Linked DNA regions of Homo sapiens: region 2 is linked to region 1. Evidence: chromatin contacts called from ENCODE Hi-C or POLR2A ChIA-PET data. All regions are on one chromosome and are shown on one strand. Each heading gives the region's core, a stretch centred on a gene start or an enhancer-like site at or near the end of the contact. The rest is flanking DNA. Distances are from core to core; before and after follow the strand shown. Region 1 overlaps VMP1 (vacuole membrane protein 1). Region 2 has its middle 5.6 kb from the start of MIR21.

Region 1 (6,273 bases), core at 181-2,680:
AAGCAAAAATGTAACTGTGAAACCAGTATCAATGAGTTTTACACAATGGTTCCTAAAAGCACAAGATGAGGTGTCTGCATACTAGGGAGTTGGTTAAAATATAAATTCCTGGGTCCCTTAAGCATAGGTTGATAGATGTCCTCTAGCATACAGTAACTAGCAGCCATCAGCTATTATGAAGATAAATACTTTATTTGTAGAATAAAATTATTTACATATATATACACGAGATTTTATTACTAATTATATTGTGCAAGTATTTCTGAATCTGAAGGTTTCTATTAAAGATTTCTCCAATGATTTTTCATAAATGAGACAGTCCCACAGAAAAGTAAGTGGGCTCTGTGTATAAGAAAGTATTTTAAGATCACTTGATGAAAGAATCTGTGGTTCAAAGTACATAAAATCTAGTGATAAAAATAAAACTAAGACATTCTACTATCAAGATAATAAAATTTTGTTTGATGTTAATATACAAAGTTGTTCACACATATGTGATATTTATCTCTAAATAGAATCGGCATTTTCTGTTAAAATAATACCTAAAAAATGAAATCCTTGGAACTGAATCAGTTAATTATTAGTTTTTTCTGGATCAAAAAAATCGATGTGAAGTTTTAGCCTTTGTTCCTCTTTTTGGGGACTTTTAATTCTTGGAAATGCAGAAATATTAAAGTATTAAAATAATTATATAAGATTTTGAAAATACTTTGACTACTTAGGTTTTTGAAAACTTATGATTAACCATGAAATCTACAATCATTTCTTTAAATGCCAGGTGCACACAAGAGATTTCACACTTGGGGGAAAAAAGAATTATTTTGTGATACTACAAAAAAACCCCAAAGTTTGTGATATTCAGAATAACTGCATAGTTTGTGAAACATTTCTCCTCATACAATTATAGCTATCAGACATAATTAAAAAAAAAAGAAGAAATCAGCTGTAACTTCCACCTTTACTATTAGAAAACACAAAAGAGACATATGAATGCCAATAAGTGAAAAAGAAGAAAATTTAAGAGTTTGTCCATGCTGTCCCCATGTTACTGTCCTCTTTGGCTACAGGTAGTCTACAGCTAAAGTTAGAAATGAATTTCAAGTGAACAAAAATAAATTGCTCTGGGAGCTAAAATAATGAGATTTCTGGGATAGATAGGAAAGAAAAAGCTATATTTGCATTCCAGAAATATAAAAAATGTATCCTAACAGATTAAACACATTATCCAATAAAATAAAAGTTCTTTATAGTTTTCATTTTTAGTTATTCTGAAAAGGGAAATTTTCAACAATCTGATTTGAGAATGTTTTTTCAAGTCTCTGATTTGAGAATTCTTTCTTCTAAAGAAGTCTGTTCATTCACTCAACTAAACTGACATATATTTTCCATAACCACACTAGTAAGTCATGATTACTCAGCCTTTGAGGCAGATGTGGTGGTTCCCAGACAAAATGAACATTAACAACTCAGTTTCTTGTCCTTTGTTCATAGTTTAAACTATATTAAGTGATAGGAAACCTCACAAGTTCTATTCAACATTTTAGCTTAATGGTTTTTAAATATAACCGATTTGAATGAAAAAATATGTTTATATGAAAAATTCAAATAAAAAAATTTTTGATTAAAAGTTTTAAAAGTTACACATAATTCAAACTACTTTTAAAGTATATTTTCTAAAAACTACAAGTCTCACTACAATGTAGCAAATATGAGTCACATTTTTAACCATACTAAACAAAGAAACAAGAGGGTAAAGACCCAAACAGCTATAGTATTAATTGAAAAGCCTAACTGGATAAAACCTGCCACAGGATATAAAATTTATATATTTACTGAGCAGCAGGTTCCAACTCTTGTGGGAGCATGGGTTAGGGATCCTGGTCTATGGCTGAAGGTTTTCTGTCTCACGGCGGATGAAGTAACGGATACTAGACTTTCATTTCTATAGCAAACAATTAGAAAACTGGACAAAATATATGGGACAATTCTTTTTAGACATTGTACTACAGGCAGTACAGGGCTTTGATTACTAAGAGAAGGGATAAAAATGAAGAAACCATACATTGACTCTGGCTTCTTGTCTGTAGACACATTCCATGCCTGCCAAAAATTCCATGGTCAAAAGAGCAAGAGCCCAAACAAAGCATGTTGCTCCTGCCGAGTTGAGAATGAGATTGGGGTTCACGAGTTCAGGATTCAAGAAGGCTGAGGCAGTCAGAATTTATGAGGCAGTATACCAGAAAAGAGAAAGCTACACAGAGAAGGAACTCTAGAAATCTGCACAGGGGTCCCCTTCAGACTCTGGCACACAAAGCTGCATTGCATGCTAAGGTGAGACCACAAGTCCAGGCAAAGAACTACAAGAACTACTGGGAAAAGAATAATTACTGGGGATTTGTAAACTGACCAATTCCCAGAGTTCACACAGGCCTGGGAAACATTTGTGATCAACCAGCTAGAGTAGAGAGACTCAGCATTCAACCCAGAAAGGTCATGCCTGGGTAGGTACGACCTTTCCTTCTGGTCCTAAGGTGAAAGCTACTCTAGTCTGACCCTAACAGGGTTTAAAACAAGTCTTAAAAAGATCAAGCTGATCCACAGGTAACTTAATTGTCCCCTTCACCCTCCCCCCACATCAATGTTCTATAGTGGAAGACAAAATCCATACAATCAACAATTTAATACTACATATCTAGCATTCAATTAAAAATTACTAGCACTCAATATAATATTACTAGATATGCGAAGCAGCAAATTATAACTCATAACCAAAAGAAATATTGCTCAATAGAAACAGACCCAGATTTGATGAAAAGTATCAATCCACAGACTTAAGAAACTGAACAAATCCAGTCAGGATCGACACAAAGAAAATAAAACACATGGGCTGGGTGCGGTGGCTCACGCCTGTAATCCCAGCACTTTGGGAGGCCAAGGTGGGTGGATCATGAGGTCAGGAGTTCGAGACTAGCCTGGCCAACATGGTGAAACCTGTCTCTACTAAAAATACAAAAAATTAGCCGGGCATGGTGGCAAGTGCCTATAATCCCAGCTACTGGGGAGGCTGGGGCAGGAGAATCGCTTGAACCCAGGAGGCAGAGGGTGCGGTGAGCTGAGATCTCAACACTGCATGCCAGCACAAAAAAGAAAAGAAAAGAAAACATATAGGCCGGGCATGGTGGCTCACGCCTGTAATCCCAGCGCTTTGGGAGGCCAAGGTGGGTGGATCATGAGGTCAGGAGATTGAGACCATCCTGGCTAACATGGTGAAACCCCATCCCTACTAAAAATACAAAAATTAGCTGGGTATGGTGGTGCGCACCTGTAATCCCAGCTACTCGGGAGGCTGAGGCAGGGGAATGGCTTGAATCCGGGAGGCGGAGATTGCAGTGAGCCGAGATTGCGCCACTGCACTCCAGCCTGACGTCAGAGCAAGATGCCATCTCAAAAAAAGAAAAAAGAAAATAGAAAATAAAACATAATCAAACTGCTAAAAATCATCACAATCATGTCATAATGAAATTGCTATAATTCAATGACAAGAGGAAAAGTCTTAAAAACAATAGAGTAGATAAAAATAAAACATCTACAGGGAAAAATAGGTCAGACTTTTCATCAGAAATAATGCAAACCACAGGACATCAGAATTACTTCTTTAAAATGTCAAAGAAAAAAATACCTGTGAATCTGGGAGCTAGGGAAAATATATTTCAAAAAAATATATTTCAAAACAGTACTGTGGATTTACGACATATGAGGAAGTAAAATATACAAGAAGTAAAATGTATGACAACTAAAGCATAAATTATAAATTATGGGAGGAGGAAATGAAGAACACTATTATAAGGTTGTTATATTTTATACAAAATGAGAAAACAATACTTCATTGTTCACCCTGTAAGTTAATGGAGCATATTGCAAACCTTAGGACAACCACTAATTTTTTTTTTCTTTTTTTTTTTTGAGAAAGGGTCCTACCCTGTTGCCCAGGCTGGAGGGCAGTAGTGTGATCACAGCTCAGTGGAGTCTTGACTGCCCAGGCTCATGAGATTCTACCTCAGCCTCCCGAGTAGCTGGGACCACAGGCATGCATCACTACACCTAGCTATACCACTAAAAATTTTAAAAGAAGTAGAACAAACAAGCAAATAAATTCAATACCAAAAAAAAAAAAAAAAAAAACACCAAAAAACAAAACAAAACAAAACAAAACAAAAAAATCCTCAGTCCAAAAGAAGGCAGAGAAAAAAGAAAAAGGAATGAAAAATTAGATATGACAAACAGTTTGAGGGTAGACTTAAACCCAATCATATTGATAACTACATTAATTGCAAATGGACCAAATGTATAAATTCAGGCAGACACTGTCACACTGGATTAGTACACGCTGTCTATAAGAAACCCACTTTAAATATTAAGAACCCAGAAAAGAAAGAGTAAAGAAATGGGAAAAGAAAAACCATTTAAAAAATCCATAAAAAAGATAAAGTAGCTAAATTGATATTAGACAAAGTAGATTTAATGACAAAGAATATTAACAGAGATTCATAGGAACAAATGATAAAAGGTCTAATTCTCAGGAAGTCAGACCAATTCTAAATGTGTATACAACCAATAACAGAGTGTGAAAATACATAAAGCAAAAACTGACAGAACACAGAAATGAACAAATCCCCAATTATAGCTAGAAATTTCTTTATTTTATTTTTTTTGAGACAGAGTCTCACTCTGTTGCCCAGGCTGGAGTGCAATGGCACGATCCTGGCTCACTGCAACCTTCGCCTCTGGGGTTCAAGCAATTCTCCTGCCTCAGCCTCCCAAGTAGCTGGGGTTACAGGCACCCGCCACCACACCCAGCTAATTTTTGTATTTTTGGTAGAGATGTGGTTTCACCATGTTGGTCAGGCTGGTTTTGAACTCCTGACCTCAGGTGATCCACCCAACTGGGACTGCTGGCGCAAGATACCACAACCAACTAATTTTGTTGTTGTTGTTGTTGAGACAGGGTCTCTCATTCCATCACCCAAACTGGAGTGCAGTGGCAAGATCTTGGCTCACTGCAGCCTCAACCTCTAGAGTTCTGGTGATCTTCCCACCTCAGCCTCCTGGGTAGCTGGGACTACAGGTGTACACCACCACGCCTGGCTAATTTTTTGTAGAGGTGGGGTTTTGCCTGTTGCCCAGGCTGGTCTCTAACTCTTGGGCTCAAGTGATCTACCCACCTCAGTCTCTCAAAGTGCTGGGATTACAGGTGTAAGCCAGAGTGCCCAGCCCAGCTAATTTTTTTTCATTATTTGTAGACAGGTCTCCCTGTGTTGCTTAAACTCCTAGGCTCAGGGGATCCTCCTACCAACACCTCCCAAAGTGCTGGCATTACAGGTGTGAGCCGGCGCACCTGGCCCAGATAATTTTTTTTTTGTTATTTTTAGAGATGGGTCCCCCTATGTTGCCCAGGCTAGTCTCAAACTCCTGGGCTCAAGAGATTCTCCCAACAAGGCCTCCCAAAGTGCTGGGATTACTGGTGTGAGCCACCACACCTGGCCCCATCTAATTTTTCTATTTTTTGTAGAGACAGGGTCTGCCTATGTTGTCCAGGCTGGTCTCAAACTCAGTTCAAGGGATCCTCCTGCCTTGGCCTCCCAAAGTACTGGGATTAGAGGTGAGCCACCATGCCTGGCACATACATAGTTGAAAACGTCAACATCTATATTTCATTAATTGATAGAACAACTACACTGATAATTGTATGGACACAGAAGATTTGAATAACATAGAAAATACCACCCAGCAAGAGCCAAATATATATTATTTTCAAGTACACATGGAATATTTGCCAAGACAGACCATCTGCTGTGCTATAAAATGAGTGTGAACACATTTAAAAGGATGTGACATGTGGCAAGGTAAAGATCAATACAGGGAGTACATCTTAAAGTGGCAAATAGGCAAGGCAGGGTGGCTCATGTCTGTATTCTCAGCACTTTGGGAGGCTGAGGCGGGACACTCACTGGAGCCCAGGAGTTTTGAGACCAGCCTGGGTAACATGGAGAGACCCTCTCTCTCAAAACAAAACAAAAAATTAGCTGGGTATGGTGGTGTGCACCTGTAGTCCCAGTGAAGTGGAAGGATTGCTTGAGCCTGGGAGTTCAAGGTTGCTGTGAGCTGAGATCACGCCACTGTGACAGAATGAGACCCTGTCTTAAAAAAAAAAAAAAAAAAAAAAAAAGTGGCAAATAAAGGTCTGTTTTATTTTTGGTAACTCAGTATAGTTAT
Region 2 (6,484 bases), core at 3,152-5,651, 83 kb before region 1:
CCAAAGTGCTGGGATTACAGGCATGAGCCACCGCGCCCAGCCCCAGTATGCAGTTTTTTTAAAAAAAAAAATCTTAGTAGCTATCTTTTTAAGGAATAGAATGGGGGGCAGGTTTGCCCTAAGCAGTTCCCAGCTTGACTTTTCTTTGGCTTAGTGATTTTGGGGTCCCAAGATTTATTTTCCTTTCACCGGGCTTATGTTCTAGTGTCGCAAGCACTAGCAAGAAAATAGACAAACTAGTTGTGAATTTGGTCGGTACTTTAAGGAAACTAAACAGCGAGCTAAGGCAGAGCTACAGAGGACTCGAGTGGAAAACCTGATGCTGTCTTTCTCCCCACCCTACACATAGCCCCTTATTTGTTCTTTCCTGGTGTCTGAGTTTTTTTCTGGTTAGAATACCTTTCGTTTCACTCCCTCTACCTTGTCAATTCAAATACTACTCCCCTCAGGAAACTTTTGTTTTGTTTTTTTGAGACAGGGTCTCACTTTGTCACCTGGTCAACCAGGCTGGAGTGCAGTGGTGCAACCTTGGCTCACTGCAACCTCTGCCTCCCGGGTTCAAGCAATCCTCATGCCTCAGCCTCCCAAGTAGCTGGGATTACAGACATGCATCACTACGCCCAGCGAACTTTTGTATTTTTAGTAGAGACAGGGTTTTGCCATGTTGGGCCAGGCTGGTCTTGAACTCCTGGCGACAGGTGATCCTCCCACCTCATCCTCTTAAAGTGCTAGGATTATAGGCATAAGCCACGGTGCCCAGCCCTGTATTCACTTTTTAAATCCCCACTGGTGTAAGGTGCTGTGAAGAAGAGACAAAGTTGTCGATACAGATCTCCTCCCTCCAGGACCCTGCAGTCTTCTTAGGGATTTTATTCATATATGCAGATAACTATAATACAGAGTGAGGTGAGGGCCGTAAGAAAGGAAGTGTGAAGAGATCATTGCTGACAAGGAAAGATCAGAAAAGGGTTTCCTAGCCGAGTGCAGTGGCTCACACCTGTAATTCCAGCACTTTGGGAGGCCGAGGCAGGTGGATTGATTGAGCTCAGGAGTTTAAAACCAGCGTGGTCAACGTGGTGAAACCCTGTCTCTACTAAAAAAAAAAACTACAGAAATTAGCTGGGTGTGGTGGTGCAGCTCTGTAGTCCCAGCTACTGGTGGGGAGTGGGGCGGCTGTGGCGGGAGGATTGCTTGAGCCTGGGAGGTGGAGGTTGCAGTCAGCTGTGGCTGTGATTGCGCCACTGTACTTCAGCTTGGGCAACAGAGTGAAACCCTGTCTCAAAACAAAACCCAAACTCAAGACATTAAAATACTTTGAAAAATAAAAAAAGGCTGTAGAAATAGAAATTACTTTTACCCAAGTGTGGTGGTGAGTGCCTGTAGTCCCAGCTACTCGGGAGGCTGAGGCGGGAGGATGACTTGAGCCCAGGAGTTGGAGTTCGGCCTGGGTAACATGGGAGACCCCATCTCCTTAAAACAAACAAACAAAAAACCTTGCTTTTAAATCATAATTATAGCAAACACCACTCTGGGAATCTGCCCACATGGATGGCTAAGAATGGAGCTTGCTTTTCCAACCCTGTGATACAGGGAAGAGTAAAGTCTGCTTATCTATTTAAATAGCAAAATTTGAGGTTGTGGCCTTGATTTTCTGTTATCTTCCTTTCTCCATCAACTACCTGTGATCAGGGCCGGGCGCGGTGGCTCACACCTGTAATCTCAGCACTTTGGGAGGCCGAGGCGGGCGGATCACGAGGTCAGGCGATTGAGACCATCCTGGCTAACACGGTGAAACCCCGTCTCTACTAAAAATACAAAAAATTAGCTGGGCGAGGTGGCGGGCGCCTGTAGTCCCAGCTACTCGGGAGGCTGAGGCAGGAGAATGGCTTGAACCCGGGAGGCGGAGCCTGCAGTGAGCGGAGATCGCCCCACTGCACTCCAGCCTGGGCGACAGCGAGACTCCATCTCAAAACAAACAAATAAACAACAACAACAACAACAAAAAAAAAACAAAAAAAACTACCTGTGATCACAAGATGAAACAAGTATGCTGAAGCTTGGACTTTTGCACTGATTTCTACAGAACAGAGTAGTTCAGAGCCAGAACGCCTCTGCTGCCTGCTCTACTTCCTTGTTTCCCTTGACAAATTACTGAACCACCCTGCCTTAATTTCCTCATGGGGTTGTTAAGTACAACACATGTGAAACAGCCCTGAAAATAATGCCTGGTACAAAGCAAACAATCATTATCAAAAGTTGTAGTAATCCACTGTGCTTCCTGGTACAGGGCACGCCAGAGTTCCCGGGAGCTAATCTTGATTGCTGGTGCTCCGTGTGGTTGTTGTGTACAAAGAAATTACCATGGAGGGAACATGGAGATGGGAAAGGGCTGGTGCAATGGGCAGAATGAAGAGGTGTCTGAAGAACCAACAACCTGAGGCTAGGCAGGAACATCTGGCAGCTCTCAGAGAGGTTTAGCAGTCCTTACTCAAGTGCAACTGACTGTGAGGTGCACTAAAGAGTGAAAGGCAGAGAAAGGCCTCCCTGCCTTAGTCTTGGCCTTCATCTTCTTAACTAATGAAAAGAAGCTGGGTGCTTGCTTTGGCAGCACATACACCAAAATTGGAACAATATACAGAAGATTAGCATGGCCCCTGCACAAGAATGACACTCAAATTTGTGTTCTGTATTAAAAAAAAAAAAAAAAAAAAAAAAGGCTGGGCATGGTGGTTCATGCTTGTAATCCCAGCACTTTGGGAGGCCGAGGCGGGTGGATCACCTGAGGTTAGGAGTTCGAGACCAGCCTGGCCAACATGATGAAACCCCGTATCTACTGAAAAAAATACAAAAAATTAGCCGAGTGTGGTGGCATGCACCTGTAATCCCAGCTACTTGAGAGGCTGAGGCAGGAGAATCGCTTTGAACCTGGAAGGCGGAGGCTGCAGTGAGCCGAGATTGCGCCACTGCACTCCAGCCTCGGCAACAAGAGTGAAACTCCGTCTCAAAAGAAAAAAAAAAAAGTTGGGAAAAACATGGTTCTCCAGGGCCGTGGCAAGCCAGGCTTCTGCACTACTGCCAAGAGGAGTGAACTTGAGCTGCTTTTCGTTTCCTCCACACAACATGGTGAGGAGCCAAAGGAAGACAGTGATCTAAGTCATTCCCCACCTTCAGGCGGCACCATCCCTGTTTTCAAATCCCTAACTGCCTCACTCCCCTAAAGCATTTTTTCCCCGCTGGAAACAGACTGGAACACAATTAAGCAATGTTGATCACTGCTTCAGTCAAAAGTGGTCTGAAGGGAAAAGCTGATGTGTTTTGTCCCCCAAAAGGGATAGATGGCCTCAAAGGAAAATGTCGCATTTGGATTAGATTTGTGGTAGGGGAGGAGTGACCTGCCAAGGGCTCCTTGAATAAACAAAACTGTTCCTCAAAGGGCTTTGGGTGGAGGTCATCAAAGCAAGTTCACAGAAAGATCCTCCTCCCTGGTAACTCTCCAGAGATGGCTGACTCTTTGCTTACATAGGTAGCTCAGGGGTCCCACTTGAAGTCAGTTGCCCAGAATAAGCCAGAGCCTGCCCCCTCAAGAATTCAGGAATGTGGTTTCCAATGCAAATAAAGGCTAAATTGTAGAAACAGTGCTGGAGTGTGTTCAAGCCCTCCCTCTAGGTCCTCTGAGTCATTTGGAAATGGTTAACAAACAGGTTGGACACCTGGGTTGATTACTGCTGAAGGGGATTTCCACACAAACCCTATACTGTAAAATCATCCTCTTGCCTTCCCAAAGCAATTCAGTTCCACTTTCTAGATCGAATGTGCCTTAAAGATTCCAAATGTCCTAAATCAGATCCTAGGGTTCCTAAATTAGAGCAGCAACTGCTGCTGACACAAAGAAACAAGGAGCCAAGCAACTTTGTGCTTAAAAAAAAAAAAAAAAAAAGTTTATTTTAAATTAAGAGGAACAGATGTCCAATGTTTCAAAAAGCCACACATTTGTGGATTTGGCTGACAAACTCTCTAAGCTGCATTTTATTTCTGTTCCCATAGAGTCAGCTAGCCACTTGCAACTGACTCACTTCTCTCTGGGCCACAGTTTGGGCCAGTCTCCTGACTACAGAATTAGAATCCAGATATCAAATGAATCCAGGGTGCTTGGGTGGAGAGCAGGTGTTAAAAGCCATCTAAAACCACCCCTTCCCTGCTTTAATTTAGGAGTATCAACACCCACACAGCAAACTGCAAGGCTAGTGGGTCAAAGAGAATGAGCAAACAGTTGGCACCTGCCAATCCCAGCACCACGCAATTTTAAAGGCAATGAGTAAGCAGCTGTCTGGAACAGGTTTTTGTATAATCCTTCTTAAGAGTACTGGTTAAATATGCAAATACACACAGGTTATTTGCTGCAATTCAAGGCCTCGCCCCCAAGGCAAATGCATTACCTCAGGTGAACTCTTGGCCTTGTTGGGAAGGGATAGGATCCCTAGCTCCTGTCCACCAGACACTAATGACTCAGTTGCTTCTAAAGTTTAAAATACATGATGTGCTTTCTCTTCTTGTTGTCTTTGAGAATAAATAAATTTACCTTCAGACACAAGGGTTTTGTGTGTAGTATCTCATTTACGTTGTGTAAATACTGGAGAGGATTCAATAAATGTTAGAGATAAAATGTTACTTGGCTTTTCAAAAACTTTAAACTCCTGCTTAGTTTTAATTTTTTGTAGCACCTCAAAAAATTATTTATGAATAAAATGAAGCAGTTGTTTGTATTTTTTAATAGAAATGAGACTCTTAGGTCTATTGAGGAAGATCTTGCATGCCATCAATTTTTTCATGGTTCAAAACCTATTTACCCAGCAAATCTCACTGTATTTTCTAGACTGACCTTGTAACAAGTATTAAAAGCTGATACTCCCTTTTCTCCTCTTTCCTTCCAGATGTTTTAGTATTTATATATATATTTTTTGAGGCAGGGTCTGTGTCACTCAGGCTGGAGTGCAGTGACACAATCACGGCTCACTAATGAGGTGATCCACCTCAGCCTGGGACTATAGGCACATACTGTCACACTTGGCTAACTTTTAAATATTTTGTAGGGAGGTCTCATTATGTTGTCCAGGCTGGTCTCGAACTCCTGGGCTCAGGAGTGATTTGCCTGCCTTGGCCTACCAAAGTGCTAGAATTACAGGCATGAGCAACCATGATAACCAATATTCTTTATAATGAAAATAAATTAGAAAATGGTCAATATTTTCAGGTGGGAAAGTTAAAAAACTGTTTTTGGTTTTAAATTCTTCGGTAAATTTTTCACTTATCAAAAGTTTGACAGAGTATCTGCTAGAAAACCAGAGCACATATGCTAAGAAAGCATTTTAAAATATATCTTTGTTTCTGGAGGAGTGAATGCAATGTTGTGAAATTCTTGCATGTGTATCAGATGCTCACTTTTTTTTTTTTTTTTTTTTTTTTTTTGCGAGATGGTGTCTTGCTCTGTTGCCCAGGCTGGAGTGCAGTGGCACGATCTCAGGTCACTGCAACGTCTGCCTTCCGGGTTCAAGTGACTCTCCTGCCTGTTTCCCGAGTAGCTGAGATTACAGGCATACGCCACCACGCCTGGCTAATTTTTGTATTTTTAGTAGAGATAGGGTTTCACCATGCTGGCCAGGCTGGTCTTGAACTCCTGACCTCAAGTGATCCTGTCTTGGCCTCCCAAAAGGCTGGGATGACAGGCGTGAGCCACTGTGCCTGGCCTCAGTCTTTCATTGGGAATGCCCAGCATGGTGGCTCACACCTGTCATCCCAGCACTTTGGGAGGCCACGGCAGGATCGCTCGAGCCTGGGAATTCAAGACTGGCCTGGGCAAAATATTGAGACCCTGTCTTTACAAAAAATTAAAAAATTACCCAGGTATGGTGGTTCATGCTGGTCCTTGCCAGGGAGGCTGAGGTAGGAGAATTTCTTGAGCCTGGGAGGTCAAGGCTGTAAAGAGCCATGACTGTGCCACCACACTCCAGCCTGGGTGACACAGTAAAACCTCACTCTCAAAAAAAAAAAAAAAAAAAAAAAAAAGCTGGGGTGGTGGAGGTGGATAACTTTTATTGCTGTACTTTTACTGAACTCTTTTTTGTTTGTTTGTTTTGAGACGGAGTTTCACTCTTGTTGCCCAGGCTGGAGTGCAATGGCAAGATCTCGGCTCACTGCAACCTCTGCCTCCTGGGTTCAAGCGATTCCTGCCTCAGCCTCCCGAGTAGCTGGGATTACAGGCATGTGCCACCGTGCCTGCTACATTTTTGTATTTTTAGTAGAGATGTGATTTCGCCATGTTGGTTAGGCTGGTCTCGAACTCAGGTGATCTGCCCACCTTGGCCTCCCAAAGTGCTGGGATTACAGGCGTGAGCCACCATGCCCGGCCCTATTTATTGAACTCTTGGCCTAAAAGGGATCCTCCTGCCTTGGCCTCCCAAAGTATTAGGATTATAAGCATGAGCCA

The links. A loop is a pair of places that touch in the nucleus more often than their neighbours do. ChIA-PET counts read pairs that join two places held with the same protein, here RNA polymerase II (POLR2A). Pooled maps may share reads with other maps.
Region 2: a loop to region 1 is called in a pooled map, with 3 times the contacts of the local background. The contact joins two enhancer-like sites. A Hi-C loop is called at or near these places in 116 of 168 maps with a recorded cell type or tissue (A673, B cell, CD14-positive monocyte and 67 more), 37 of 37 single-sample maps with no recorded cell type and 48 of 50 pooled maps. POLR2A ChIA-PET finds 5 or more read pairs at or near these places in 48 of 52 experiments (A549, A673, AG04449 and 34 more).

The regions. Positions count from the first base shown.
Region 1 is chr17:59,757,813-59,764,085 of GRCh38, reverse strand. All of the region lies in intron 5 of VMP1 (vacuole membrane protein 1), which reads right to left. Among named protein-coding and RNA genes, the nearest start is that of VMP1, 53 kb to the right of the region's middle. Within about 2 kb of position 1,430, at least 7 of the 41 ENCODE cell types and tissues checked have a DNase peak (open chromatin) inside an H3K27ac peak, as active enhancers do; they include GM12878, HCT116, IMR-90 and 4 more, where a contact is called at or near this core.
Region 2 is chr17:59,843,653-59,850,136 of GRCh38, reverse strand. It overlaps the pseudogene RNU6-450P. Among named protein-coding and RNA genes, the nearest start is that of MIR21, 5.6 kb to the right of the region's middle. RefSeq lists enhancers at 750-1,069, 2,610-3,598 and a silencer at 2,472-2,571. Within about 2 kb of position 4,401, at least 36 of the 41 ENCODE cell types and tissues checked have a DNase peak (open chromatin) inside an H3K27ac peak, as active enhancers do; they include GM12878, HCT116, IMR-90 and 4 more, where a contact is called at or near this core.